6 separate regions of the Homo sapiens genome follow, and all the other regions are linked to region 3. A link is an interaction called in ENCODE POLR2A ChIA-PET data of the cell type or tissue named here. Cell type or tissue: MCF 10A. All regions are shown on one strand. Each heading gives the region's core, and the rest is flanking DNA. Links, peaks and the distances in the headings are about the cores only.

Region 1 (5,132 bases), core at 658-4,657, 110 kb after region 3:
GCTCTATAGCATGCAGAGGGAACCTAACGAAGATTTTTAAAGAGAAGGATGATGTTATTCAAGTGATGTTGCCAGAAGGATGGATGTAGTAGTGTATCCAGAATTGGTTCCTTCCGGTGGGTTCTTGGTCTCACTGACCTCAAGAGTGAAGCTGTGGACCCTCGCGGTGAGTGATACAGGTCTTAAAGATGGTGTGTCCGGAGTTTGTTCCTTCAGATGTTCAGATGTGTCCAGAGTTTCTCCGTTCTGGTGGGTTCATGGTCTTGCTGACATCAGGAGTGAAGCCACAGACCTTCACAGTGAGTGTTACAGCTCTTAAAGGTGGTCCAGCCGGAGTTGTTCATTGCTCCCAGTGGGTTCATGGTCTTGCTGACTTCACGAGTGACACCGCAGACCTTCACATTGAATGTTACAGCTCATAAAGGTAGTGCAGACCCAAAGAGAAACCAGCAGCAAGATTTACTGTGAAGAGCGAAAGAACACAGCTTCCACAGCGCAGAATGGGACCCCAGTGGGTTGCCACTGCTGGCTCTGGTGGCCAGCTTTTATTCCCTTATTTGGCCCCACCCACATCCTGCTGATTGGTCCATTTTACAGAGTGCTGATTGGTCCATTTTGACAGAGTGCTGATTGGTGCATTTACAAACCTTTAGCTAGACACAGAGCGCTGATTGGTGCATTTACAATCCTTTAGGTAGACAGAAATGTTCTCCAAGTCCCCTACCCAATTAGCTAGACACAGAGCCCTGATTGGTACATTTACAAACCTTTAGCTAGACAGAAAAGTTCTCCAAGTCCCCACCCCACCCAGAAGCCCAGCTGGCTTCATGTCTCAGTAGTGTCATTGAGAATAAAAGAAAGGAATTGCAGGCAAAGGCATATTTATGTTAATTTAAAATAGTAAAATAGTGTGCATGTGGATCGTTTCTAGTCTCAGGACAGAAGCTGAAGTTTGTGCCCATGGACTATGCATCAAAATCTGTGCTCCTGAAGAAAGGCACCAAAATACTAGAGAAGAATGTTCTGCAAAGGCATTGCTGGTCTTTCTATGTCTACCTTGATATTTATAAGTCTCCTGAGGAGATTCTACTTTCTCTGTGGAATGATATTACATAATCATTTAGGAGTTTGACTTCAAGGCCCGCACAATCTATCTATTGCATTATACATGACACAAGATCCGGGCACAGAACAATGTGTTAAGATGATGACTCTACCACTGTGCTCACATTTGCCTCCAGGGAAAAGAAGGGCACTCTTGTCTCCAAAATATGTAACTCCTTTTCATCTCAGCCGTTGTGGCTGCACTTTATTTCCTTGTCATGTTAAGCTGAAGAAATAAGAGCAAAGCAAAGGGAATGAGCAAAGATATCACAGCTTTGCTTGTAGTGGTTCGTCTCAGGAGGTGAGAGAAATGGTGAAAATTATTGGGGAAAAAGCAAGACTGACAAGGTAGTGAGAGACACGTGAGTGTCTCCCACAGAGGCCAAACAGGAACACACCCAAGGCTAGGGGAAGTTGGGAAATAAGAAAAATAAAAACAGAAGATAAAACATGAGGGATAGCAACCTTAAAAGACACACATACACACAGATGGCTATTGGGTGGTTCCCAGCCATCCTAGTGAAAAAGTGTATCAAATAATTAAGTTGGCAGATGGAGTAGAAGAACAACCCAGAGCCAGCTTGGGCAGGGCCTCTGACTGTTTCTAAGATAAAGCATCCTGGAACCTTGGGAGAAAAGACACGGCACCTTTTTGGTTTGTTTGTTTTTTGTTTGTTTTGTTGTTTTGTTTTGTTTTGTTGTTTTGTTTTGTTAAGGAGGCCTTAGATTATTCAACTCTTTTTTCCCGTTCTCTCTCTTGTAATGTGCTCTACTACTTGGGAAATAAGAATTTTACTGTGAACAGAGGTAAAATTTTTATTACAATTTTAGAGAATGACATGGCTGAGATCTATGGAATGTTTAGAGCACGAAATGAACTTTAAACACTTGGATTGTTTATTCTATCTTTTCTGTTCCTATTTACTTACTTATATACATGTATCCCCTTAGCTGTCATGCTTTTCACTGCCTGGCAAACTCCTATTCATTTTTCTACACTTAACAATTAATTTAATTCTCATGTAAACCTTCACTTTCCCTCTCAAGTTAAGCTACACCTGACTTTGTCATTCCATGTTATTCCATTCCATGTATATGCCTTCATTCGCAGTGATTACAAGGTGTTTAATATTTTAAGGTTTATCTTTCCCTCTAAGTAGACCTGAGGGCCAGAGCTATCTGATTCATCTTTGTTTTCCCCATGCAAATAATGCAATCCTTGGTACATGAGGAGGGAATAATATATTTAGGGGCAGACGATAGGTACTAATAAAATAAACAAATGAGCAAATGAGTTGGCTGACCTCTTCCCTTCTCTTCCTGAGACTATGGGTGTAATTAGTGCTTTCTAGGGCACTGTGAGGACCTGCCACTCCCGTGCCCTATCCTTGTGACTGGCCCCGTGGGAATTTGCCTGGCTTTTGCTGGATAGGTCACCCTCCTTTTGGCTGGAGAATGATCAGGCCTGGGTGTTGGAAGTCAGATACACCACTGAGTCACAGTACCTCAAGGCACTGTGGTTCCACTCCATGTGTGAAAGGTCTCTCTGCAGCATTCTTGCAAGATGAGTTTTCTAATTAGCTTTCCCTTATAAGGTGCCAGAGGGGATGGTTGGTCAGCATTAGAGCCTACAGATGGGAAAACAATGGCCAAGAGACTTTGCCTAAGGCTACTGGGTGGGCCGAAGCCTTCCAGTTAACATCTGGTGAGAATTTAATGACTCAGTGCTCTATTCTCCACCCAAGGTTCTCTCACCTGCCAGTTCCTTTCATTCTGCTGGGCCTTGACCTCAAGAGCACGAAATTGAGTGTGATGTGATTCTACGACTGTGCTACTGGCTACATTTCGCATTGGTGACAGGAAAGCACGGGCTGAGGTGACTTTGTCTTTAAATGGCTAGAAGAGGGCAGACTGCATCTCTGAGTATCCTTGAACCTAACACCTTTGTTTAGGGTTGCTCTCCAGAAAAAGCTTGAGAGAAAGCCTAACAGTTTGCAGAGTGGTCAAGAGATTGAATAATAACTGAGTAGCAATAATACTCAGATGGGTTATGTCTTTTGACTATTTAAAGGACTTTTGTATACCACTGTATGCAGCCTTATGAAATAAATTGTGTATACACACACACAGACACACACACACACATACATATATCTAGGATAAAATTAATAAATGGTTCAGTGTTAAAGATTGGAAAATATGGGAAGAAAAACAAAAAAATTGACATTTAATGCCATCATCTAGATATAACTAGTATTAATATTTTTGTGTTTCTCTTTTCTATTTTTATTAGATAACATAGTTCCTAATATAGTAAAAAAGTGACAATTAAAATGTTTATTTATGGAGGAGGATCTGAGATAGCAAGACGGCTGGAAGAGTAGTTCAGGAATGGAGAGAGAATCAGGAGTTCTGATGACTTCATGTGTGATCTTGAGTAGATCTTAAAATTTCTCTTAGTCCTTAATTTTTGCCCCTACAGAAGGGCAGGAAATTTGAAGGCAATGTCAATAGAAGCTCAATGCCCTAAGTTGAAGGTTAAACCTTAAATACCAAGAATTAATGTGATAAGAAGTTAGTCTACATGCAGTAGACAAAGACACCAAAATACACCCTTTAACTTCAGAGCTACTGCCAGGATTTCTATGTATCAAGGGACTGTCTTACAAATTAATATATATTTTTTTTTTGAGATGGAGTTTCGCTCTTGTTGCCCAGGCTGGAGTGCAATGGCACAATCTCGGCTCACCACAACTTCTGTCTCCCAGGTTCAAGTGATTCTCCTGCCTCAGCCTCCAAGTAGCTGGGATTATAGGCATGCACCACCACCTCCGGCTAATTTTTTATTTTTAGTAGAGACGGGGTTTCTCCATGTTTGTCAGGTTGGTCTCGAACTCCCAACCTCAGGTGATCCACCCACCTCAGCCTCCCAAAGTGCTAGGATTACAGGCATGAGCCACTGTGCCCAGCCGCAGGAATTAATTATTTACCTGATCCCCATCCTTTTTTTTATGCCCATATTTTCAGGTTGCCAAGGTCTAAGAAAGGAAAGGGATGAGGTAGCTTAAATGACTGTAAGATGAGCAGCTCTTCTATCATTTAAATCCACAAAACTAGGCAACAAGGGAATCATCACATCAACCATCCTACACTAGTAGTTAGCTGTAGTATAAAAGGTAGTTGGCCCGGCGTGGTGGCTCACACCTGTAATCCCAGCATTTTGGGAGGCCAAGGCAGGTGGATCACCTGAGGTCAGGAGTTCAAGACCAGCCTGGCCAATATCATGAAACCCTGTCTCTACTAAAAATACAAAAATTAGCTGGGCATGGTGGTGTATGCCTGTAATTCCAGCTACTTGGGAGGTGGAGACAAGAGAATTGCTTGAACCCGGGAGGCGGAAGTTGCAGTGAGCTAAGATCACACCTCTGCACTCCAGCCTGTGCAACAGAGTAAGACTCTGTCTCAAAAAAAAAAAAAAAAAAAAAAAAAAGAGGTAGTTTTCTGCGTTCAAATTATCTCCCATTTAATGATTTGAACACACCTGTTCTGTGGGCCTCATACCCTCTCCTCTGATGCCCAGACATCACAACAAGAGAACTCTACCTAAAACAGGCAAAGATTGGAGGAGATGAAAAAATGTCCACCCTGAGTCAAAGGAATGGCTCCACCTTTAGGGCATACCTCTCCAGACTGGGAAAGCTAGTTGGAGAAGAACAAGAATAAAGGATATCTGGGTTTTCATTTTTGCCTTGCTGGCCTGTGGTTTCTTGAGATTTTCTTACCATAAATTGCCCGCTATTTAGGAGAGAATTTTGTTTCTGTGGGTTCAAAGAGACCAGGTAGGCTGTGGAAGAAAAAGGCAAGGGCTAGTGGCATTCACTTACTCCTGGGCTCTGAGCTCTGGGCTCTCTCTGGGAGAGAGAGGACCCTTCTATATACTTCTTAGTGTGTAACCCAGTCTAAGGTAGAAACGAAGAAGCTCTCAGGGCAAATGTTCTATCCAGGACATTGGCTGGAGCATTCCTTGT
Region 2 (4,000 bases), core at 1-4,000, 160 kb before region 3:
TTTGGTATGCAGTGTTTCTGTTTTTATTTATTTCAAAAAAACTTTTGACTTCTGCCTTAATTTAGTTGTTTACCCAGAAGTCATTCAGTAGCAAGTTGTTTAATTTCCATGTAAATTGCCTAGTTTTGAGAGATCTTCTTGGTATTGATTTCTACTTTTATTCCACTGTGATCTGAGAGTATCGTTGGTATTATTTCAGTTTTTTTTAATTTATTGAGACTTGCTATATGGTTAAGTATGTGTACATTCCTCTAATCTGCACACAGAATAAAAGTTTATTTTTAAACAAATAGGCTTCTTTCTACACTTGAGTGGAAGATCTTCTGAATAAACATCTAGTGTTTATGTTCTTCATAATATGTAGAATTTATTTAAAAAACAAATTATTAGGTTAGCTCTGTGTTTCAAATATATAGTACAGTATTTCAATTCCTTAAATAGGCTGATTGTTTATCTTAGTCATTGAAAGAAAAAATATAAATAAATATATGACTTCACATCTCTACTTTCAATTTGTCTTTTATGGGGATGAAGAGAACATGTTCTTTCCTCTATTTTAGTTTCTTAAACATTTGTGGATATATGTTACAGTTTATGAAGCATACCAAAGATAAGGAAACTGTTGGAATTCTAATTTGATCACTAATTATTTATATAAGATTAAGAGAGTCTTTCTGGGACTTATTTTTGTTTCTATGTATATAAAGTGGTCTGAATAGATTAAGTGATTTTAACTTATTATGTGGCTTTCATAAGTGCTCTGAATTTTTTTTTGCAAATTTAACTATTGCAAAATAAACATTTTAGAGTTTTGATCATATTTTTAAAATTATCAGTTACCCACAAAGTGGTTAAGATCCTCCGGTCTTACTGATGTTTGTAGCTGGGGTATTAATTCTGTAGAGACCTTGAAGATGGTGCTCTGACTACTGTTGACAAATATCAGTAAGTATCAAAATACTTTTACGACATTGAGTTCTGTACAATAGTGATTATAGTTAAAAATATAAGATAGGTTCTGGAAGGACTTCAGAGTTATCAAGAACCATGGAGTCCTTACCATTTAAGTTCTTTTTCATCAATGAAAGAAATTAAGACCCAGAGGAAAAGATTTATAGAAACATCATCTTAAAGCATCTTATAGAATCATTTAAAGTGGTTATGCTATCCTTTGCTGTCCACAAAGATGAGCTGCTATAATTTCAGTACAATTTCAGGCAAGATGAACTAAAACACCTAATTCATAATTTAAGTGGCTTATTTCATTCATTCTTTTTTTTTTTTTTTTTTTTTTTTGAGACAGTGTCTCACTCTGTCACCCAGGCTGGAGTTCGGCAGTACAATCTCAGCTCACTGCAACATCCATCTCCTAGATTAAAGAGATCCTCCTGCCTCAGCCTCCTGAGTAACTGGGATTACAGGCACATGCCGCTATTTTCAGCTAATTTTTGTATTTTTAGTAGAGACAGGATTTCACCATCTTGGCCAGGCTGGTGTTGAACTCCTGACCTCAAGTGATCCTCCCACCTCAGACTCCCAAAATGCTGGGATTGCAGGCATGAGCCACTGCACCTGACCTGAGCCACCGCACCCAGCCATTTCATTCTTTCATTTTTATTCTTAAATTCACTTACGCATTTAGCAAATAATAATGTTGTAATATATGTTAAGCTTAGTGTTAGGTGCCTTGGACACAGAAACAAATATATATCTATTATTTCTTGAGTGTCTACTAAGTGCTTTAGCGTAATTAACTTCCAAAACATTTTAAATATCTAAAAACATGGAGACTGGGAAAAAGTACATTACTTATCCAAACCTCTACAGAGAGTAAGCTGCAGATTAGAACTTAAAACTTAGGTCTGACTTCCCCCTAAACTATATTTTTGTCATCTTTCCTATCCCCCCAAGCCCTGCCTTTAAAGGGTTTAAGAGCTTTTTGGTAAAAATAGGCACTTGGACATGTGAACAGCAACAGGAATATCACAATACCCAGCAAAGAAATTTAACATAAATCTGACATAATTTATTGCATGCCTATCTCGTTACTAAAATCTTTTGTAAATTTTAAATATGAAGGGCAGTACTATGCTCAAAATTACATAGAAATATTTTTTCAAAAACATTCAAAATGACAAACTTTAAAGCTAGAGATGGTCGGTCTTTGGTACTGCCATCCTATTTCCTAACTGAGGAAGATAATGCTCTGTGATGCAACATGCATTGCAGCATGCCACATTGCATAGACATCTGAATCCCACAGGAACCAGAGCCTGAGTTAAAAAAGAAAACAGTGACTCAGAATTCAAGACTTCTGGCCTTAGTTGATTCAAGATGTCATTTTTTCAGTTTTTATTTTTTTTCCTCCAGATCAAATTTCAGTAAAATGTGACAGTAAGACTTTATTGTATGTGCCTCTTATTTCTCCTTTAGTTTATAAAATATTTTGGTGTTCTCTGACTATTGCTGAATTGTATGCTTGGATATTAAACATAATAAAGTTCCATCTACTTTCATAATGAATGAAATAGTAGTATTTGTTTTTATGTAATGTTTAAGAGAATCCATAGCCTTTTATGTGTGTAGATGGTAGAAAGCTATAATTTCACTAAAAGCAGAAGAGATCTAGCTGGTGGGGAGACAGTGTTGTATCGGAGCTAGCTTGTACCTGCTCATACCATCTGGTTATTAAATATTCAGGAATTTTACAAACCAATTGTGAAATATAGCCATTATTAAAAAATAAACTGTATAGACTTATAACTAAGTAAAAATATTAGAATGAAAGCATAAATAACCAAACTCATCACTTCTTAATTCTTTTACTACATCTTACTATTACCTGTGTTCTCATTATTTTACACTTACTGCCTTTGCATGGTAAAACGACTCCTTATGAGAGTGTACTACCACCCGTGGTTTTCTTCACTCTGTGTTCAGTGACATAATTTTTGTAGCTTAAAATTGGCCATGTTGGGAGTATTTATGCTGTAGAAATTGACTTATGCTACGGTTCAGGGATTTTTATCTCAGATATCCAGTTGTTAAACATGTGTCAGCATGCCACTGAGAATAGAGGAATATCACAAATATTGATCAGCTTCTGCTATTCACAAATTCAACCCTACTTCAACATTATAATCTCGTGTTCAAACCTGATAAGCTACTTTTTGTCAGGATCAGGTCCTAGTTTGGTATGTTTTGAGTAAAATTCCCAAATAGATTAGAGTATATGTAGTTTGAGGATGAAGTGAATGTAATATTTGATGTTATTGATATTTGCAACTATGAGGGGATATATCTGAAGGCAAAACCTAACATGCAGAGGATGGCTGAGCAGGAAGAAGAGTGAATCCTTGATGATGATATTGAATCACAACACTAATTAATTCTGGAGTCACACTTCAGCCACCTTGTCATGTGAAAAATATATTCTTTAAAGCCACTTTTAATTGTGGTGTGTATTATATGCAGCAGAAAGTAACCTAACTAATACACCAATTACCCATTTTATAGATAAAAGTCAGCTAATTCCTACAGCCACGACATTTAGGAAAGTTCATGTAAGGTCTTATTAGCACTTCTATTTTAAAGGCTTGTCTTTTTTGTTTTTTAATTTTAAGCATAACTTTAATTATAGCTTCCAGTATATAAAAGCATTATTTGAACCTGGGTCAACATGAAATGCAACCAGAAACTTTAAAAAAGTGTAAGCACTGCAAATATATATTTGTATAATAATGGGTACTGATGACTACGATGGATATCTAATATCTAACTGAAAATAAATATAGTTTTCCTTAGGAAAGGAAAAGACATCAGAACCCAGTTATTCAAATACTTACTTAGGCCTTTCTTAAGTAGGGGAGGTTGTTTATAGCCATAAGATACTTATCAAACGTAATAAATAAGCACATTTCCAATTATAAACTAATGAGTAGATTTTATTAAACATTATTCTTACAATTCCTTGAAAACTCTAGTAGTTATAGAAAGAGCA
Region 3 (4,000 bases), core at 1-4,000:
TCCCCAGGACAGTGACTCTTCTTTTCTCTCTGAAGCTGTGGTTCTATGTAGGAAACTACATAGGGTGAAGCTAAAAGGTAGGATGGGCCAGCCTATGTAGGGTAAGGCTTTTTAACTCTATCGCATGGGCAGTGTGCTGACATTGCATACTTTTTCAGCACCTCTTCAGATCGGTATATAAAGTAGATTAACCTGACAGCAGATGGCGGTTGGTTGGAGGGGCCTGCAGTAAAGGAGAGCAGTTTGGAGAATGCCACGGCATGCAGACGCACACTGTGGAGCTGAGCACTCAGTCGGTGATGTGGCTCACTCACCAGGGGAAGGACAGAGGTGAGATAGGGCAAGAGTCAGTTGCTGAAGTCACTACTCCAAAGGGCTAGATAGAAAGGTAGGGAGGAGGAATGGAGAGCCAGAAAAGGAGCCAAAATGATTAGCTATTTTACTAGAGCAGGTCTGTCCTAAAGGCTTGGCTGCCATTCTCTAGCTGGGACCTTGACGAATCACTTCCTCCCTAGTGCCTCAGTTTTCTTGTCTTCAAAATGAGGATGATGCTACCTATCCTGAAGGGTTATTGTGAGGATTAAATGAGATGATGGGGTGAAAGTGATTTGTAAACTAGGAAGTCTATCATGCAAACCGCATGATAGACTTCGGATAGAGGCAGCAGGTATACCTTTCAGCTTTCTGTCTTGCCAAATGAACATTTGTATCCTCTCACCTGGTGTCCAAGATGAAGGTGCTGGTTCAGTGAGATAACTCTTATCCAGCCTAATCTCAAGACTTCCTTTCATGCTCTCTCTCTCACACCTAGCAATAAATGCCAAAAGCCTAATAGCCCCCCAAACCTTGATCGTTTCAAGAGGATCCTTTCAAAGGAAACCTGCCTTTCCTCTCTCCTTGAGGAGAAACCAAAGCAGTCCAGTGAATAAAATTCATATTTTTCTCCCAGGCTGATTGAAATGGCTGGCCGTGGGAGCCCAGGGCCTTTTTGTAGGACTGTTTTATTTATTTATTTTATTATTATTATTATTTTTTTTTTGAGACAGAGTCTCGCTCCGTCACCCAGGCTGGAGTGCAGTGGCACAATCTTGGCTCACTGCAACCTCTGCCTCCTGGGTTCGAGCCATTCCGGATTCGAGCCATTCTCCTGCCTCAGCCTCCCCAGTAGCTAGGACTACAGGTGCCTGCCACCATGCCTGGCTAATTTTTGTATTTTTAGTAGAGTTGGGGTTTCACCATGTTGGCCAGGCTGGTCTTGAACTCCTGACCTCAGGTGATCCACCTGCCTCAGCCTCCCAAAGTGCTGGGATTACAGGAGTGAGCCACCGTGCCTAGCCTGGACTTTTCCAATTAGGCTGTGCCGGGGCTGCTGTGAAACTGTTTTCCTGTGAAGACAGTGATTTTCTCCTTAGGGTGGCTGCTGTCACACGGCACTGCCCCTTTCCTTATAATACTTGATCACAGACACAGTAACATCTGTGCCTAGATCACAAGCCATACTTACTCAGGACGATTTTCCTCTTAAAGCACCAGGGAGGGAGAGGCCCTTGTCAGAATTCTCACGACTGAATCATTGCCATGAGCTAATGTCTCCAGTTTTATGAGTCAGTGCTGGCCCAGGCATCGGTTTTGTAGGTTTAAAAAAAAAAAAAAAAAGACATGGGTTAGACTCCCCTAATATCAGTAGCTTGTTCAGGGGGAAAGCAAACTGAGCTATCATCAGACAGCAGCATTTTAGAAATCAGATGTTTGGTTCCTCTCCTCTGTAAGGATATAGAATAAGTGGAAGAATTTCAGAATTAAAAATAATAGTAATAAAAGCTCTCTGATTTGTGCGTGTGTTTTGTTTTGCTTCTGGCAAAGAAGGTAAAATGGTGTGTTTGGGAGATGAATGTTCTTGTAATAGGCAAGATGTAGCTTGCAGGAGAACATCTGCAACAAACCCTTATTCTGCATGAGATACAGCCAAGACCTGTTTGTGTGTTAGTGCCTGTTCAAACATGTCTAATTTTTAAAATGATTTATAAAGTTTTGGAGGAATCACCTTAAAATGTTATTTCCTCATATAATAGGCATATACATTCACAGCGTGGTGGCTAAACTATACACCCTGTTGGAGTTTGAGCAGTGCCAATATTGAGCTAAGTGATATAAAAATGGTTATCAATATGAAGTAGATAGAAAAGTATTAGGAATATCTGCAATCATTCGTGAGTCTACCGATTAATCCAGCAGCAGGCAAAAATAAATTATGCTTTCCACGTTTTTAAATGTTCTTGGTAGAGAATTTATGCAAAGAATAAAAGGGAAATACATGGATATTTGCTTCAAAATACCCAGAGGTATTGCTCAAAACTTGATTAAAAATAAAATAACAGAATTGGGGATGGACGTCAATAAGAAAGAATAAGCTTAAATAATATCAGTATCTATTAAACAACATGATTTTTAATTGTGTCTTCTCTATTCTTTCCCTTTATCATATATTTACACATAATAGGAAATGCCTTTTAGGAAAGATAGTGGAAGCCTTCTCTTTTGTTTTTAACAGCCATTGCTTATGTAGTGCTAATGCATCTTCTTAAATCCACGTGCTTTAAAAAAAATAATATTTTATGGTAGTCATGTACTTCTCAACACATCATTTGGAAAGAAAGTTAGGGGTATGCGCTGTAATTTGTACCCAGTATTCAGAGTTTACAAGAAAGATTGCTCTTCCCTGCAGCCTCTCCACCCTTCCCCCTCCTTCTCTCTCTCCCCCACTTGCTTCTTGCTCCTTGTTTCTTTCTCTGAAGAAGGACGTGAGCTACATGGAGGACAGGGCAGAAAAGGGAAGAAAAAAATAGGAAATGGTGAGAAAAATATTAAGGACATTTAAAACTTAAAGTTTTATGGTTCTTTTTAGCTAAATGAATCTTTTGAGCTTCCATGGGGGAAATTAGTGTAATTAAAATTTTCTAGTTCATAAAACCAAATCTTTACATACTGACTGAGCCCACTGTAAGTATTGACTAAGGCAAGGACAAATGTTATCCTCTGACTTGGAAAATTCAAAAGAAGCATTTTGTCTCTTAAATGAAGGTAGGTTGATTATATTTGATGAGCTTCTTGGAAAAGGCATTGATTAGTCCACATCCAGAAATTTAACTTCCCTTTTGCTTATACTACTTGAAAAATGATTTTATGGACACCGTGATGTAAACAATGAGTCTCTCTAGGAAGGGATACTGTGTATATTTTTTGTTTTATTTTTAACTTTCTGGCATTCCAAGACACATACAGTTTTTATTTGAGGGAAATATTCGTAAAATAGAATACGAAGGAACTATTCCAAAGTCAGGAGTTGAGTGAAATATCCCAATTAAAAAACTGAAAGGATTGTTTATCAGTAAGTTGCAGGATATGTGTAGAGCTCCACAACATGAAAATTCAGTATTAATAATTTTGGCTTGAAATATTTTCAGTTCTATCTCCTTATAAGCTTCAGAATTACTAACCACCGAAACTGGTGTAACTAAGAGGACGCATAGCATGAGTCTCATAGGATCTCTCCAACTGGTGCCTTGTAATTTTGTATGGTATGCATGTGCACACATGTCCCAAGATGCGTTTGTTGAGGCTTAGTTGAAGGCCCCATACTATGAGGTCTCAAATGTTAGAGTTCACTGAACAGCACCTTTAGTTTCAACATGCATTTTCTAAGCACTGGAAGGTACACATTGAAGAAAAACAGATATAACTCCACAGTTGACTAGCTGGGTTGACTAGGCAAGTGACCTGATGCTTCTGAGACTCAATTTTCTCTTCTGTGAGGTGAAAATAATCTCCATTGAAGGCTTTTGAAAGTTCAATATATGAAGCCCATAATATAGTTCCTGCCACTGAGCAGGGCCTTGATAAATTGTGCTAGTTATTATTAAGGCTAGACACTATTGGGTAATTATATTAATAGATAAGTTAGCCCTTTCTCAAAGAGCTCACAGTCAAGAAGGGCAAACTG
Region 4 (5,132 bases), core at 438-4,437, 85 kb after region 3:
AGCCACCCCTCATAATATTTAGACAATTGCTCAATTACCCCTGGAGTAACTTGCAGGTTTTACACGAAGACATGTGGGAGAAGCAGGAAGGCTCCAATGCCTTGGGGTGAACAGCAAATTGTGAGTTTCCTAGTTTTCTGTTTTGTGGCTAGCTGATACAGGGACCATTCATTGTCCACAGAAACACTGGATACTACGAGAGAAGAATGAAGTTGCAGAATGCTGACCACAGCGAACTCATAGTGACTGCTTTTCTCTACAGATGGGGATGCCGTTACTCAGATAATTTGAGTTATTTTCCTAAGGTCGCAAAGTCAGTGATTGACCTCCAGTGACTTCTCATGTCTCTTCTTCACACCCTGTGCAATACTCTTCCTGGCATGCCATGGTAATAACACTCCTACATGTTTCTTTAATTTTCTTGCACAAAGCATGCTCCAGTTTAGCTTCAGCCAAGCAAGAGCACACTAGGAGGATCCTGAGAGTGAAATTTGTTCCCTAGAATATTAGGTGAAGAGTGCAACCTGCCTTCACTGTTCAGGTCCTATAAAATACAGAGGCCAGTTTGTTTTTCTCTAAACCTCTTAGTGTTTGGGAATTCCACTGGGGTCTCTAGAAAGAGTGCCTACCTTGGTCATCTGATGCCATTAGCTTGTGCCACTGCACCCATACACTGCTGTTTCTAGATTTTCAACACAAAGATACAGAGAAGATACAGGGGAAGATGACTTCTGTGGGCCCACTTAGAGAGGTAGTCCCATCAAAGTTAGCAAATACCTACGTTCTTCAAAGACATTAAATAGTCATGCTGCTCCAATATAGCCAAAAGCACACTTTTTGGAGCAAAGTTAATCCTACTGAAACCACCTTCAATTAAACCAAGCTCTAGGGGCTAAGAAACAGAAAAGTGAATTAAGCTTCAGTGACTCAGCTCCTCCTTCCTCCCTGCCTTTGTCTATCAGCCAGGAATGTGGGGAGGAAGTGAGTTAGGGCAAATCTATGCTTGAGCTTCACAATGCAAAGAACCAGGATCTATACACACCCAAGGTGATTTTCCTACAAATGCTATTTCTTTACAGTAAGTCTCCCCTAACACTTGGCTCCAGTGAGTATGAATCTTACATTTGCAAGTCTGGAAAGACCATGAATGGAAAGAAAGGCATGGATGCCCATGAAGAGTAAATTAAGGTGTGGCCATAGTACTCTCATTGGCAATCACACGAACTGGATGATTTACTAATTAAGGTTAGATTGCTTACCATCGGACCCAGAAAAAAATTCATAATGTACAAGTTATTTAATAACAAAGTTCTCCATGAAAAAATAGTGACAGAAACAGGACAGGAGAGAGGAAGAAGCCACACAAGCAAGAATACAGTGTCAAGCAAGGTGGGAGACAATAGCTTCAGCCTGAACTTGACACTGAACTATGAAATGTCAAGTTTCCCAAAATAGTCTCAACCTGAGGCTGGGAAACTTGGGATGTCATAATCCTGTACCTACCGATCATTGGTAAAGGGCTCTCCCAGGGACATATAAACTCTTAGGAACTCTCAGTTTCCTGTGTGTTCCAAAAATCCCAGGGGCAGTCATCGAAAAAGAACCATCACAATTGCTGGCTGTTGGAAGTGAAACATACCAAAGCCCAGGGAACATACTTAAGAAAAAAAAATTATCTAGAAAAACGTGATCTTAGAATATCTAAACCTTAATCCAATAGCATCCTATCAGCTACATTTCCCAATTTTTTAAATTAATATTAACAAGGGGATCTATATTTAAGAGAGTTACCTTCATTTACTAATTTACAGACATCGCACTAATGCTTTCATATATACTCTATGATACAGCATGGTGGTTTTACATATACTATATGGCATTGCAAGATCACTGGAGTTCAACAGTTCCAGGTTTAAATTTTGACTCATCCATATTTTAGCTGAGTGACTTTGCTGAAGTTGCTTCACCTGTCTATGATTCAGCAGGTAGGTCAGTGCCTGTGAGAAAGGAATGAAATAAGCAAGTACAACCTTTAATAACCCAGTCATGGCACATGACGAAGTCTCAGTAAATACTTGTTATGAACAATGATAAGAATAATAATAATGTTCTTTATTTATTCATTTATACAACAAATATTTATCAAGTACCTTCTATGTGTCAGAGCCTCTTCGAGGACAGGAATTACAGAGGGTTTAGTTAAAGACCCTGGCCTCACAGAGTTTATATTCTAGCAAGGGACATAAACAATAAGCACACAAATAAGTATTTAATGCAATGTCAGTTACTGATTAGCACAATAAAAAAAACTGAAGCAAGGCAAAAAACAAAACACAGAATGAGTGGTAGAGTGAAAGATGGAGGCTATGATTAGAGATGAAATTCAGGATATCAATGATTAGATATGAAGTCCAGGAATTCCTCTCTGGGTAGAACAGCAGACACCTGAATAAGTGGAAAGGATAAGATATCTTAGGAGTAGAGTTCCAGGAAAAGATAACAATGAAAGCAAAGACCCTGGGAGGGAATATATTTGTAATGTTAAAGAAATAGGAAGAAGCCCTGTATGACTGCAGTTTTGTGAGGCAGGCCAAGAGTATTAGGAGACAAAATCAGGGACAGTGGCAGAGAACAGACTAGATCACATAGAGTCAAGTAACCCAAGGTAAACAGTGGAAATTTCATTTAACCTGACTGATAGAAAATTATTGGAGGATTCTGAGTAGAGAGGAACAAACCTGGTTATGTTTGTAAAGAGTACACTTTTGACTATATGCTGCCACAGGGCATGGGAGCATCTGTGCAAACCACTTTCGAGGAACAGACCTGGAGCTCACAGAATCCTCAAGCTCAGTGAGCAAACCAAACTAATAGTAAACATAGGTTACTGGTTCATTCATGTGTCAGTATTGTCATTCAGACAATAAGAGTAATTTTCTCTAATAGTTGCAAATCAAGTCCACATAAGCCATCTCTAATATAAACATAAGGTTACAAATGCACCATCCGGGTATTCTTTACCTTTAGTCTGTAACTTTAATTTTTCTGCCTTTTAGTGGAATAGTCTCTCTCATTGGAATAACTGTTTTAGGATGATCTTATATAACTGTGCCTGATTTGCTAGAAGCAAAATTACATACTGTAGGGAATTTATTTTTTTGAAATATCCTGTTTCACAGAAACTCCCTCCATTCACACACCTCTGATGGCTGCCTTTTGATTTCAAATTAAAGCTCAACTCTGTAGCTGAGTATTCCATACTTCCTCTTCCCTGAACCAGGTAGAGCACTCCAACGTGCCTTACCTATGTTCTAACATAAGAGAACCACCTGCCCTGACACAACCAGGCTTCACTGTCCCTCAAACATACCATGCATAATTTTGTTACCACATAACTGCTGATTTATTTTATTTGCTTAAGTGTTATATTTCTCTCAAGGCCAAGTTCAAGTCTCATCTCTATGTGGGGCCTTTCCTCACTAGAAAACCTCAATGATCATTCTCTCATCTGAACTACTTCTGCAGTTGTTAGAGTTAGCACATCATCTCTGGGATTATCACTGATCTTTTAAAGAATACATCCTTATAGGCCATCTGTAAACTTCTAAAAGATAGTGATTATGTCTTACAAATCTTCGTATTCTAGAAACTCTGCATGTAGCACTTGACTTTCCCATAGATAATTCAAACTCATCATGGTTCATTCATGCTGAGTTCACACTGCTTTCCACCCCCAGCACACCTACTCTTTTTTTCCTTTTGTAACGTATATGAACCTCACTCCACAAACGTAAATGTGCAAGAAATTTACCTTTCTTTATTTTTATTAAATATTGACTTAATTTCTATTTCTTTTTTTTTTTTTGCACCAATGTGGTAAAAAATAAAAAGCTTCTAGGTCAGTTCAGGCTTTCTTCCTTTTTAAGTTCTGGTAGGGCGCCTCAGATCCACTCAGCCAACTGTCCACTCAGCCATCTGTCCACTCAGACATACACTAAGGATTCCATAATCCCATCAGCTCCTTAGTCATTAATCCACTAGTGTCATTTCTGGAAGGCTTCTTTCTCTCATCGCCATGGCCATTCAAGGCCTGCAGCTCTATGTCAGGCTTAGAAGCATGGGAATCTCTCTGGTGCTGTTTTGGGCTCTTCCTGCCTAGGCTTACATGCAATATGGACATATTAAAGTCTTGCTACTTTCTTAAGGCTCTGTTCTTGAAAAAAGAAGCAAGACTCTTCTCTCCAGTATCTACCAATACCTATCTTCTCATCTCTGCATCATAACTCTGTCTTTCCAAGTGAGGAAAGCTTTTATGGTCTGGAGGAAGCCAACTCTCATCTTTCAAATATATTTTTTCTGCCTAAATTATTTAAGCTAACCTTAAATATTTATAACCAAACTCCAGAAAAACACTAGCAAGTAATTTTGTAACTGTACTTTGAAAATTTCTCTTTTTTAAAGCAATAATTCCTGATCAACCACTACTTTGATTAAGCAGTATGGGAACATATAGATAAATTACTGGGAAAAAATGATTATGGGTTTAAAATGTCATCCAGCAACATTTACTTTAGTAATTAGCATAAATGTATACTTCTCATCTACCTAATCCATTAACTTGGTAGTCAACTTAGACTTCTTTCTCTTGCCCATCTCCATTGGTCTTGTTGTGCATAAACCAACACCAAAGAGAACCCTTTGGTGTAAAATTAGGTTTAATGGTAACATTCATGCCTAGACAATTCTGCTTGAGAAAAGCAGAATGAGTGAAATAATTCAAAAGTTCAAAGTAGGTAGGGTTAAACCATAAGGGAAAAGAAATAATATGTGCTAGAAGTTCAGTTGAAAAAGAAATAAATTCTTTTGTCTTGTCTTCCTTAAGTTTCACCTCCCTGCCTACATGTTCTAGGTATTCAGTAGTCATTTGTTGTTAATCATGATAATGACAATGGTGTCCATTTGCAGCTCAACTTGTAAGTTTATTTTTCCTTTTAAAGCAGCAATATGGTGCTTTTTTAATAATAGAGAGCATATTATCTTTCTGAAAGACACTTATAGTCATTCAGGTTGAGAAGTGCACACAGGCACAACATTCCAAAGTTATAACTTTTACTGTAGCTATCATAGCCTTG
Region 5 (5,132 bases), core at 647-4,646, 430 kb before region 3:
TAAGTTCTCAACTTATTCCATAGGTTAAACATTTTTGGAGAAAACTCCACATGGCCATCTTTACAGTCTTATGGGCATTGGATTTGGAATCTAAGAGATCTGGGGTCTGTTTACAGGTGTCTCAGTAACTGTGTGGCTTCAGGAAAATCGTTTTAACCCATCTGAGTTGTGCCAAACCCAGAGTTTTTTGAATAATACATTTGAAAATGCTCTGTTGACTGTCAATTTCAATAGCAGCGCAGAGCAGCAGAGTGTCTCTGTCTGGGGTCAGGCAAGTGAGAGATTCTGGTTCTGCACGTGCCTCTCGCTCCCTTTGTGAACCCGAAAAAATCTCAGATCTCTCTGTGTACCTCAGTTACCTTATGTGTAAAATAAAAAGGTTTCACTAATCACCTCTGAGATTCCTTCCAGTATTTACACTGAAGTAATCCATGATTCACATTTAATGATTGTATTTTAAAATGTTTAAGTGGCTAAACATTTTGGGGGAATTGCTAAAGCAGAAGATATATATTTGTTGTTATTGTTAGAGCAGGAAGATAACGTTGGTGAAAGGACAGTAATAGCAGGGACTGCCATGTGTTTTTTAATTATGTTTTTCTCTCCACTATCCCCTTTTCTACTCCTGAGCACCCAGGAGTGTGGTTACAGGAGGCCTCAGGGACTCAGACACAGAAAAGCACCTGCACGCCAACTTTCCCTCACTCTGTTTTTCATTTTCCGCCTCCTGGGTTCAAGCAATTCTCCTGCCTCAGACTCAGGAGAGTAACTGGGACTACAGGCGCCACCACCACGCCCAGCTAATTTTTGTATTTTTAGTAGAGATGGGGTTTCACCATGTTGACCAGGCTGGTCTCAAACTCCTGACCTTAGGTGATCTGCCTCCCAAAGTGTTGGGATTACAGGCGTGAGCCACCACACCTGGCCAGATATCTTTTTATTCCTTAACTTTTCATAGTTTCTAGTCTTTAATGGAACTTCCAAAGTTTTTGGTGCTTGTGTCAGGCAGGCAGGAAGGATCTATGGGACATCAGAGAGGAGAAAAACATAGTCCCACATCTTGGGTGGCATCATGGAAGGGTTTTCTGAAGAAAAGAAATGATAAGAAGACAAAAGACTGCAGGCTGCAAGGTGTCCCTGGGGAATTTGTCCTAGAAAAGATGTTCGGCCCCACAATTTTCAGGTCCCCAGGATCCCATGGTCATGTTCTTCATGGATATTCATCCTCCCTGGTTTCCTGGGCCCTGTCAATCAGGATCTGCAAGTGTCTATCTCCCACTTCGGGAGGGTGAGATTTTTCAAGCATTCCAAATTGAAGCACATTTTCTTATACAAACTTGGTTATATTTGACAGCCAGTTACTGTAATTATTTTTGTAAAGTATTATAGGTACATTATGGGCTGAGTTGCTTTGTGCAGGACAAACTTGGATCCTGAACCAACATATATGCCATGGTTTCCATAAGAAAATGGGACTTCAGTTCCAAACTACTCCTTCTTCTCTAAGTTGAGGAAGCCTTGGAGATAATTTTAAATATTTTCTTCGGAGTTTATAGTATAAAAGGCATTTGAAAAATGAAGATCTGAGCTAATCCTGGTTTGGTGCTTGATATCTCTGGTAGTCTTGGGAGAATGGCTTAATCCCCCTAAGTTTCTGTTTGCTCAGTAGCAAGGTGAAGTGGACCATTTTTACCAGTTAAAAGTGACATGCCAAGCGTCTTGTAATAATCCTTACTTTTGATTCCATTCTCTGGCCATATTGAATTACCCATTTTCCAGAACAACCATGCTTTCTCACACCTCTGACATTATATCCCTTCTGCATCTTTAAAGATTCAGCTCAGACATCACCTCCAGGAAAGCCTTCCTGAACACCACACACATGCACAATACAAACACACCCAATACAGCCTTCTTTGGAGTTTCTACAATGCCTCGTGTTCACCACTGTTACGGCACATATCTCACTGCATAAAATCTGGCTTATTTATTTATTTATTATTATTTTTTGAGACAGAGTCTCCCTCTGTCACCCAGGCTGGAGTGCAATGGCGCAATCTCGGCTCACTGCAACCTCTGTCTCCTGAATTCAAGCAATTCTCCTGCCTCAGCCTCCCGTAAAGCTGGGATTACAGGCGCCCGCCGCCACACCTGGCTAATTTTTGTATTTTGGGTAGAGACGGGGTTTCACCATGTTGGCCAGGCTGGTCTTGAACTCCTGACCTCAGGTGATCCACTCGCCTCAGCCTTCCAAAGTGCTAGGATTACAGGTGTGAGCCACCACGCCTGGCCAAAGCCTGGCTCTTTAGTTGCCATCTCTCATGTTTCACCATAAAATTTTTGAGAATATGGGTCATATTACTTGGTTGTGTAGACTGGAATATTTGTGTAATAAATACCTCTTGCAAAAATGAATAAATGCATGAATAATAAGAAAGCTTTTTCACTCTTTCTGCACTGTCTCCCTGCTAGTTCACTGCTCTGTTTACCTGTGTTAAACATATCCCAAGTTGGCTAAGTAATCAAAGTTGCTCTACGTCCCAGAATCTATTAGCTGGAGCCCTGCAGGATGAGACCATGCTCCTTCCCCCTTACTCAGCCAGTCATGCTGACACAACTTTGGAGGTATGGGGAAGCGCCCAGAGCCCACACCCTTCTTTAAGGCTGTACCTTACCCCTTAGGCATGAAGTGTTCCAAAGTCTGAGTCAGCCATCCCTGTCCATTCACATGCCTGGCTGCAGTCCAATACTCAGATAAGAAACCACCCAGGTGCTTGGCCTCAGAAAGCCAGCAATGAGGTGGTCTTGGCCAATGGAGACCAAATTAAACTAGTGAAGAATAAAGTAGCAAGCAAGCCCTAGATGGGAGTCAGGAAATCTTGCCTGGTTTCTGCATTGATAAAAGCTGTTTAACCTTTGGCAAGTCACTTTTTCTCTGGGCCTACTTTCATCTTCTGGACAGTTAATGGGTTGAGCCAAATGACCTCTAGAGTTTTGTTCAGTTCTCAGGTTCTAGGATCTAAAATCAAAGGCAGGCTAAGCATTTCTCATACCTGAAATGGTAATGATACTTACTTGCCTGTAGCAACCCCATCTTCAGGGGAAGGGGCAGAAGTAACAGCTTAAGTTCACTGACAGTGATGGCTTAAAATGCACACAGGATACTGTCTGAGCCCTCATTTCATTGAGGCTAAGAGCCTAAGAAAGATTAGCCTTGCTGCCTCATAAAGCTTTACGTATTAGCAGAGGGTAATGCTGTACTAGTACAAAGCAAAGGCCATGACCTGGGCTGCACTTATTATTTAAATGAGCAATGTACTACTACACATACATTGTGCAATTGCATCATATCCTTTGCGCAATCTATTCTGCAGAGTCTTCAGCAACCAGGGCGTTTGTGTCCTGTAGACAGGCTAGGATCAAACACCAATTGCTTTGCAATGGATCGATAAGAATAATATTGATAATACCAGTACTTCTACCGAGAGTACCACCTTTTATTTAACATTTAATACATCCAAGACTTGTGCAACACTCATTTTGTTCTTTTAACCACTCTGGTAATGCAATATTTTTATCCCCATAATACAAATGAAGACAGTGAAGTTAACTTTAATATAATTAAGACAAAGTATATAAACTGGCTAAGAAAGCTTGGATGACAATTTTAATCTCTCACATTTGTATAGCATTTTAAGCTTACAAAATATATCTTAAAATATAATTCTATTTAGTTTTTACTATGATGTAGCAGCTGAGTAATGACTGTTTCCAATTTAAGAAATAAAAATTTGAGATGAGGGGAGATGGAAAAATGGTAGTTCAGATCCCTTGATCTTCAGTCCTGGGCCTTCCCAGTAACCCAGCAATCTGTGCTGAGACTCCTCACAGGTAAAGTGTGGCCCAGGTATAAGAAGCTTTCTGAAAAACAGTGCCTTCAAGTCAAACAAAGCCTATACAGCTGAATTCTGGAGCTTGGTTGAAATTGTGGATGAAGCAGAAGATAGGTTGGGGTATGAACAAATGTAGAGAAAGAAGGAAGGGCAAAGATCACATTTTAATAATGTTCTGTACTGTACGTGAATAATGCCAACAGTACACTGTCACATTTGTGTTTAGCTCATTTTCAGCAACAGAGCAAGATCCCAGAGTGTAGCAAGAAGAGAGACCGTTTTGGGTGGAGATATTTCTGTTTCCGCAGGGGCTTTTATGCTCATTCAACTTGAAACTTCTAAAATAACTCATTATGTGTGGAATAGCAGGTGTTCACATTAAACATATTTGCTTGACCTCACTTAATCTATTATATAGTAAATGTTCCTCTTCTTCTCGTTTACCCAATCTTGGGTCATTAGTCAGACAGAATTAATTATTCACAATGTTTAGAAAGAAATTACATATCTGAGTCTTCACGGCAAGGAAAATTGACATATCAGGCTCCGAGTCAAACTAGGATTGTCAGAGTTGACAGTGGTCATTCTGTTACTTGGGGAAAGTCAACGTTTAGAAAATTCAGAGTTGCTCTTATTTTGTTAAAGCGTAATTCACAAAGGAAGTGTAGATAAAACTTTCATTATGAAGCTTCAGTTCCACTTCTCTTATGCTTTGGTATCCCTTAATTTAATTATATCATTCTGCAATTTCAAGGATGATCAAATTAAAGTTATCCTTTAGCAAGACTTTTTGTTCATCAAGCTGCCTCTGCCAAAAATTTCTCAGTGAGCCTCAACTCTCTTCTTCATCAGCCTCTGCACCTCCAAATGTTTGCTAATTTCTATCGATTCTGCCTCTTCAATATCCTTAAATTGTCTTTTTAATCTCAATTTTATGCCCTTAGATTTGGCCCACATCATTTTTTTTCTGTGAAAGGTTGCAATAGCATTTTAATTGTCATCCTGACCCTAACATGGGCTGGATTAGTGATGCAGTACCAATAAATTACCCCAATGTATAAAACCTTCCATGGTTCTGTAACCTCAGGATAAAATTCCAAATCCTGGACATTTTGCCTCCTGAGCCTCATTCCATGTCTGTCTACCATATGTTTCTTTAGCTGTACTAAATTACCTGCCATTCCCTGAACACCCTATGCTCTTCTAAGTCACTATGTTTCTGCTTATGGTGATCCCTTA
Region 6 (5,132 bases), core at 533-4,532, 470 kb before region 3:
TAACCTCCCCACTCTGCAGCTCCTGAAAAGAATGTTGGAATTTCATAGGTGTGCTGGGCAGTTTGAAAGTAGAAGTCTTTCTAGAGGCTTTGGTAAGGGTGTGGCCAGCAATCCAGGATAGTCTCAAATAATTACTCATTGTTTTCCGCATGTATCACAAGTTCTTTCACACTTTTCTGCTTTTGCTGCGTCAACTCTAGCTGAAATGTGTTCACATCTGTAGTCTCCTTATCAAATTCTACTTGCCCATTAAAGTGGAGGTCAAATGGTGTTTATTTCATGAAATTCTTCTTGAAACCTACCGTCAGAATTGTTTTTTTTTTTTTCTCTGCATTCTATCACTATCACCAGTTACTTGTAGCCACAGTTTATTTTGCCAGATATTAGAGTTGACTTTTTACATATTTATTCTTTCTGTGCCTTTCTGAGTGCAAACCGAGTATTGTTCATCTCTTATGAATACAGGGCGTGGTAGTTGCCTGCTGAGTAAGTGAATAACCTCATTTGTCAGTTTGTGCAGAAGTAGGTGTACTATGACCTGCTAGAGTGCTCACTAGGGGTTAAATATTTCCAAGACAGAGTCTGGAATGAAGTAGTTACATTTTTCTTGAAGAATCATTATCTGTCTTCAGGTAAAGTGCTTCCTCATCCTGACATGTCCTGAAAAAAGAAATTTTTTATTGGATCCAGCTTTCTTCCTTCTCCCTTCTTTATAGGAAAGAAGAGCCAGCTTAAGGCCGGTTGTACAAAAGCAGCTGAGGTGGCAAGAACTGATCATAAATGTTACAGACCAATGTTTACCTATTTCTTTTTTTCGAGACAGGATCTCACTCTGTGACCCATGCTGGAGGGCAGTGGCAGAATCATAGCTCACTGCAGCCTCAACCTCCTGGACTCAAGTGACCCTTCCACCTCAGCCTCCTGAGTAGCTGGGACTATGGGTGTGTGGTACCACACCTGGCTAATTTTTTATTTTTTGTAGAGATGAGGTCTTCCTGTGTTGTCCAGGCTGGTCTTAAGCAATCCTCCCACTTCTGCCTTCCAAAGTGCTGGGATTATAGGCATGAGCCCCGCCTGTTTCCCTATTATAACCTCCCAAAAGCCCAGAAACATCCCCATAGTCTGGTATATAAATACTTCTTTCTCAGCAACAATTTTATTCCACCACATTAAGGAATACAACCATTGAGATTTTTCCCAGCGTTCTCTGCCAAGGAGATTGAGAGGATCCCCAGAGCTCACAGAACTGCCTCAGTTTATGGGCCCAAATATAGGCTATTGTCATTTCTCTGACTGTTTGCACAGAGTCTTGGAGAGATAAATTGATTGTGCACGATCATAGGAATATTTATTAGGACTTTGTTGAATTAACTCCCTCAAATCACATGGAGCTAAATTAAAGTTACTAGGCATTGCCTATTATTTTAGAATTTAAATCATAGTCAGTTCCTTCTTTCATACAAGAGCTCAGAGAGAAAATTTTGAAACTAAAAACACAGATGAATAAGAATGGGTAATTTTTATGAAGCAAGGGGTTAAGACAATAAAAGAAGGCCTTCGTTTCTGGCTTCCCTGTCACCTAAAGTCCTGTTGCATCAGGCGGTCTCCCATCTCAGCTACAGTATTAAGTTAACTACAAGCTACCCAGAAAGCTACATCTATTTCAAGGTTGTAGCCCTGGCTGTGCCTTTTATTTTTTTAAATCTGAAGTGTTGGGAGGAGAGGGGGTTCAGCAGGGTGGGGAGATAGAAGTCAGAGGGGAAGGGGGGTTATTTCAGGCCTTGCTTCTCTAAGCCTTCAATGTCTGAGCTCCAGGACAGACCTTCCTGTTGTGAAATACTGGACCAGTTGTTGCCCTCTGAAGATAAACAACATTCCAGCAGCTCCCCTAGAGCTACCCGAGGCCTTGTGCTTTTTAACATTTCCCTGGCCCTACAGTGATCCAGGAGCTGAGGATTACTGCACTACCTGCTGCAGCACACACAGCATTAGCTTTGTGGTCTCTGTGCTCTTAAGCTGGGTTATGGTAATGAATCCAGGGTGAAATCTGGGTGCCTCTGCCTGCTTGTTAAACTGATGAAACACTAACATCTTTTGTGTAGTTTTGGAAGCCCAAGCTGTGCTGATTGGAGGTGGTAAGGACAGGGCTCTCTGCCCTAATGTGTAAGGTTTCTGTCTTCATTAAAGTTTGAGGCTGAATCAAGACTCACTGGGGTCACGTAAGGGCAATTTTGCAAACCCAAGGCAAGCTGTTAACAAAATCAACCTGGGCCAATCATCAAAGGGTTGGACCTAAGGTTGCTATACTCAATAGAACAAGCATTTTAAATAAATTTCTCGTAAGTTGTTGCTTTCTTTATGTGGTGGGTGTGGCTTTAAAGAGCACAAAACCACAACAAATCAAAGAGTAGCTCGGGCTTGTCTTTTGCTTTATGGCTGAGGGTTTGAAGGATGATTCATGGACTTGTGAATGCCAGCCCCAGTCCCGGCTTAGGTCTATCTGCCAATACCACCAGGGCCAACAAATTCACGCAACAAATTCTCTCATTTTTTACAGTTTATCAGTTGCACTCATAGTTATTGTCATAATCACTCCCCACAGTAACCTGTAAGGCATATAAAGTAGCTATTTTAGTAAGATAAATGATATTTTATATATGTTATGATAAGATAAATCTTATCATTTTAAGAAGAAACTGAGGCTCGGAGAGATGAAATGACTTCCTCAGTTGCTAACGCTGTATAAGTAAACAATTTTAATTTTTTTTGGCATTGGGTATTATTTCACCTTTTGTATGTGTATATGTCTGATTGCTAATTTAGTGGGTTAAGATGAGTGTCAGGCTGACATCTAAGATGGCCCCTAGTAGTTCCTGCTTCCTTTACTCTCTCTCTCTTTCTCTCTCCATATATATATATATATATATATATATATATATATATATATATATATATATATATCTGTGTTATGTTTACTATCAGGTGCTGGAAGCTGCAGCATGGGATAGCAGGAACAAAAATTCAGATTAAAATATTGAATATAATATTTTCAGTGAAAAACAAAAATTCACAGCATAATGAAAGATGAATAAAAAGAAAAATGGACTTTTTAAATCATTAATAAATTAATACACAATTATAACTGAATCTTCTTAATAAGATTATTGCTTGGCACGCTTAATTGTTGAAACAATGACACAAGAGTAACAAATTACAAGAAACTGAGAAAATAAATAATAATAACAAAAAGATTTTTGTATTCATTGAAGTTAAATGGTCATCGATTTCTTGGTCATCAAAACAGTTAAAGAGAGCAACATCTCCAGTACGATGGCAGGTTCACATTATAAGAAGCAGGAAAATATCAAAAAAGGAAATAACTATAACCATAATAAAAATGCCTGATGTAAAATGCTATATAGTTTTCAAAGCTATTCAATATAAATGATGCCTTTTCATCTTCACAAAAATTCTGTGATGTAGTAAAGGAAGCAGGGTTGAGAGTATTGTATCCATTGTGTTGGCATGGAAACCAAGGACCAGATGTGTTAAAAGTTAAAAGCCCAAGGTTATATAAATAGAAAAGAGAGTTGATAATCAGCTCCTGCATTTTTAGCTTTTGATTAGTTCTTGTGCATTTATATCTTGGCATTTTATGATAGCATGCATGTCCAAGGGGGTGTGTGTGTGCGTGTGTATGAACACATGACATATGGAGTTTTGATGGCCAATAAATATGGACATATGAAAAAAAGTAAAAGAATGGATCTTTGACATTTTAAGGCACCAGTGGAATAACTGCAAAATAATTTTGCTTTCTATTGAAAATCAATGCAAACTTTTCAGTTCAACTAGCATTTGAATAATTCAAGAACTGTGTTACTATAAATACTTCCTTTCTCTTTTGGCTATTTAAAAATGTTTTGTTTGTTTTATTATTAAGAATATGAAGTCCCAGCATTTGTAAAACTTGCTTATAAAAAGAGGACTTTTGTCATTATAGAAAAAATCAATGTCCATTAAGTGTTAAATTTAACATAGTTATTTATATTGTATTTTTGAAATGTATTTTAAAGTGTGACATGGATGTAATCCCAACATTTTGGGGGGCTGAGGCAGGTGGATCACTTGAGCCCAAGAGTTCAAGACCAGCCTATGTAACATGGCTAAACCCTGTGTCCACAAAAAATACAAAAAAATTAGCCTGCCATGGTGGCATGCGCCTGTAGTCCCAGCTACCTGGGAGGCTGAGGTGGAAGAATCACCTGACCCAGGGAAGTTGAGGTTACAGTGAGCAGTGATCGCGCCACTGCACTCCAGCCTGGACAACAGAGTAAGATCCTGTCTCAAAAAAGAAAAAAAAAGTGATGTGGACTCATTAGACCATGAGAAAAAAGTGGTGTGTACTTATGAGACCATGAGTTCTACTTTGACAGAACAACATGATGAGAACTCATTTCACGTAGACAACTAGAAGGATGGTGTGGCACTTGGTGGTGGGGAATGAGTAGGGAAGGCAGCGATGGCCCCTGTAACTGAGGAGGCTGTAATAAAGGGGAAGTGGAGAGCCCTGACTCCTTTAAAGCTGACTGCCCAGGGCCAGTGGAATGAGCAGAAGTCAGTGCTTAGTGATTCCCTGGTCCATTTACAAACAGGAAAAAAAGGAGCCAGAGAAGAAAAAATAATTGCAGACACCAGGATGAACTGCTGTCTTCTGTGTTTTGTTCTCCCCTCCTCCCTCATTTGGAAGAATGACTAGGGCCCCACTACCTGTTCCAATCCACCTAGGACTCAGGGGTAAGAGGAGACCACATGAGTATTAGACTACTGCTATGACCTGAGGAACTGTCTCCGCCCCTTTTCATCTTTCCCAGAGCATGCTGAAAATTCTCCCGTAGCCTTCTGTCCTGTGACATGGACTGAGGCTTGATGACACATCTCTGTGATCCCCGACCTGGTAGCTGTGGTCTGTCATTGTGCTGTAACCCAAAATGCAACGTACTAGAACTCAGAGTTCTGTTTCTGCGCTTTCCACCTGTAAGATCCAGACCAGCTCCCTAGTCTCACATGGCCTCAGTTTTTTCATCCCTTAAGTGGGGTGTAACAATTCTTACCATGACACCTTCTCACAT

Evidence for each region. Peaks named below come from ENCODE experiments on the same cell type or tissue, not always from the same donor. Only the 100,000 strongest peaks of a DNase experiment are listed, where the experiment ranks them.
Region 1: POLR2A ChIA-PET joins it to region 3 with 34 read pairs; 2 of 35 experiments call an interaction of 5 or more read pairs at or near these places.
Region 2: POLR2A ChIA-PET joins it to region 3 with 11 read pairs; 2 of 35 experiments call an interaction of 5 or more read pairs at or near these places.
Region 4: POLR2A ChIA-PET joins it to region 3 with 15 read pairs; 2 of 35 experiments call an interaction of 5 or more read pairs at or near these places.
Region 5: POLR2A ChIA-PET joins it to region 3 with 11 read pairs; 2 of 35 experiments call an interaction of 5 or more read pairs at or near these places.
Region 6: POLR2A ChIA-PET joins it to region 3 with 10 read pairs; 2 of 35 experiments call an interaction of 5 or more read pairs at or near these places.

Annotation. Positions count from the first base shown.
Region 1 is chr3:189,935,188-189,940,319 of GRCh38, forward strand. No RefSeq gene overlaps it. Among named protein-coding and RNA genes, the nearest start is that of MIR944, 110 kb to the left of the region's middle. RefSeq lists enhancers at 1-774, 2,063-3,262. In MCF 10A, for the core only: no CTCF peak of the experiment used is centred there; DNase peaks (open chromatin) are centred at 1,214 and 2,534.
Region 2 is chr3:189,662,250-189,666,249 of GRCh38, forward strand. The region is part of intron 1 of TP63 (tumor protein p63); the gene reads left to right. Among named protein-coding and RNA genes, the nearest start is that of TP63, 33 kb to the left of the region's middle. In MCF 10A, for the core only: no CTCF peak of the experiment used is centred there; a DNase peak (open chromatin) is centred at 2,252.
Region 3 is chr3:189,823,196-189,827,195 of GRCh38, forward strand. All of the region lies in intron 4 of TP63 (tumor protein p63), which reads left to right. Among named protein-coding and RNA genes, the nearest start is that of MIR944, 4.7 kb to the right of the region's middle. In MCF 10A, for the core only: no CTCF peak of the experiment used is centred there; DNase peaks (open chromatin) are centred at 1,566 and 1,916.
Region 4 is chr3:189,907,851-189,912,982 of GRCh38, forward strand. No RefSeq gene overlaps it. Among named protein-coding and RNA genes, the nearest start is that of MIR944, 80 kb to the left of the region's middle. In MCF 10A, for the core only: no CTCF peak of the experiment used is centred there; DNase peaks (open chromatin) are centred at 971, 1,461 and 1,961.
Region 5 is chr3:189,390,502-189,395,633 of GRCh38, forward strand. No RefSeq gene overlaps it. Among named protein-coding and RNA genes, the nearest start is that of TPRG1-AS2, 150 kb to the left of the region's middle. RefSeq lists an enhancer at 4,107-4,316. In MCF 10A, for the core only: no CTCF peak of the experiment used is centred there; DNase peaks (open chromatin) are centred at 2,680 and 3,320.
Region 6 is chr3:189,353,667-189,358,798 of GRCh38, forward strand. No RefSeq gene overlaps it. Among named protein-coding and RNA genes, the nearest start is that of TPRG1-AS2, 120 kb to the left of the region's middle. In MCF 10A, for the core only: no CTCF peak of the experiment used is centred there; DNase peaks (open chromatin) are centred at 1,875 and 2,425.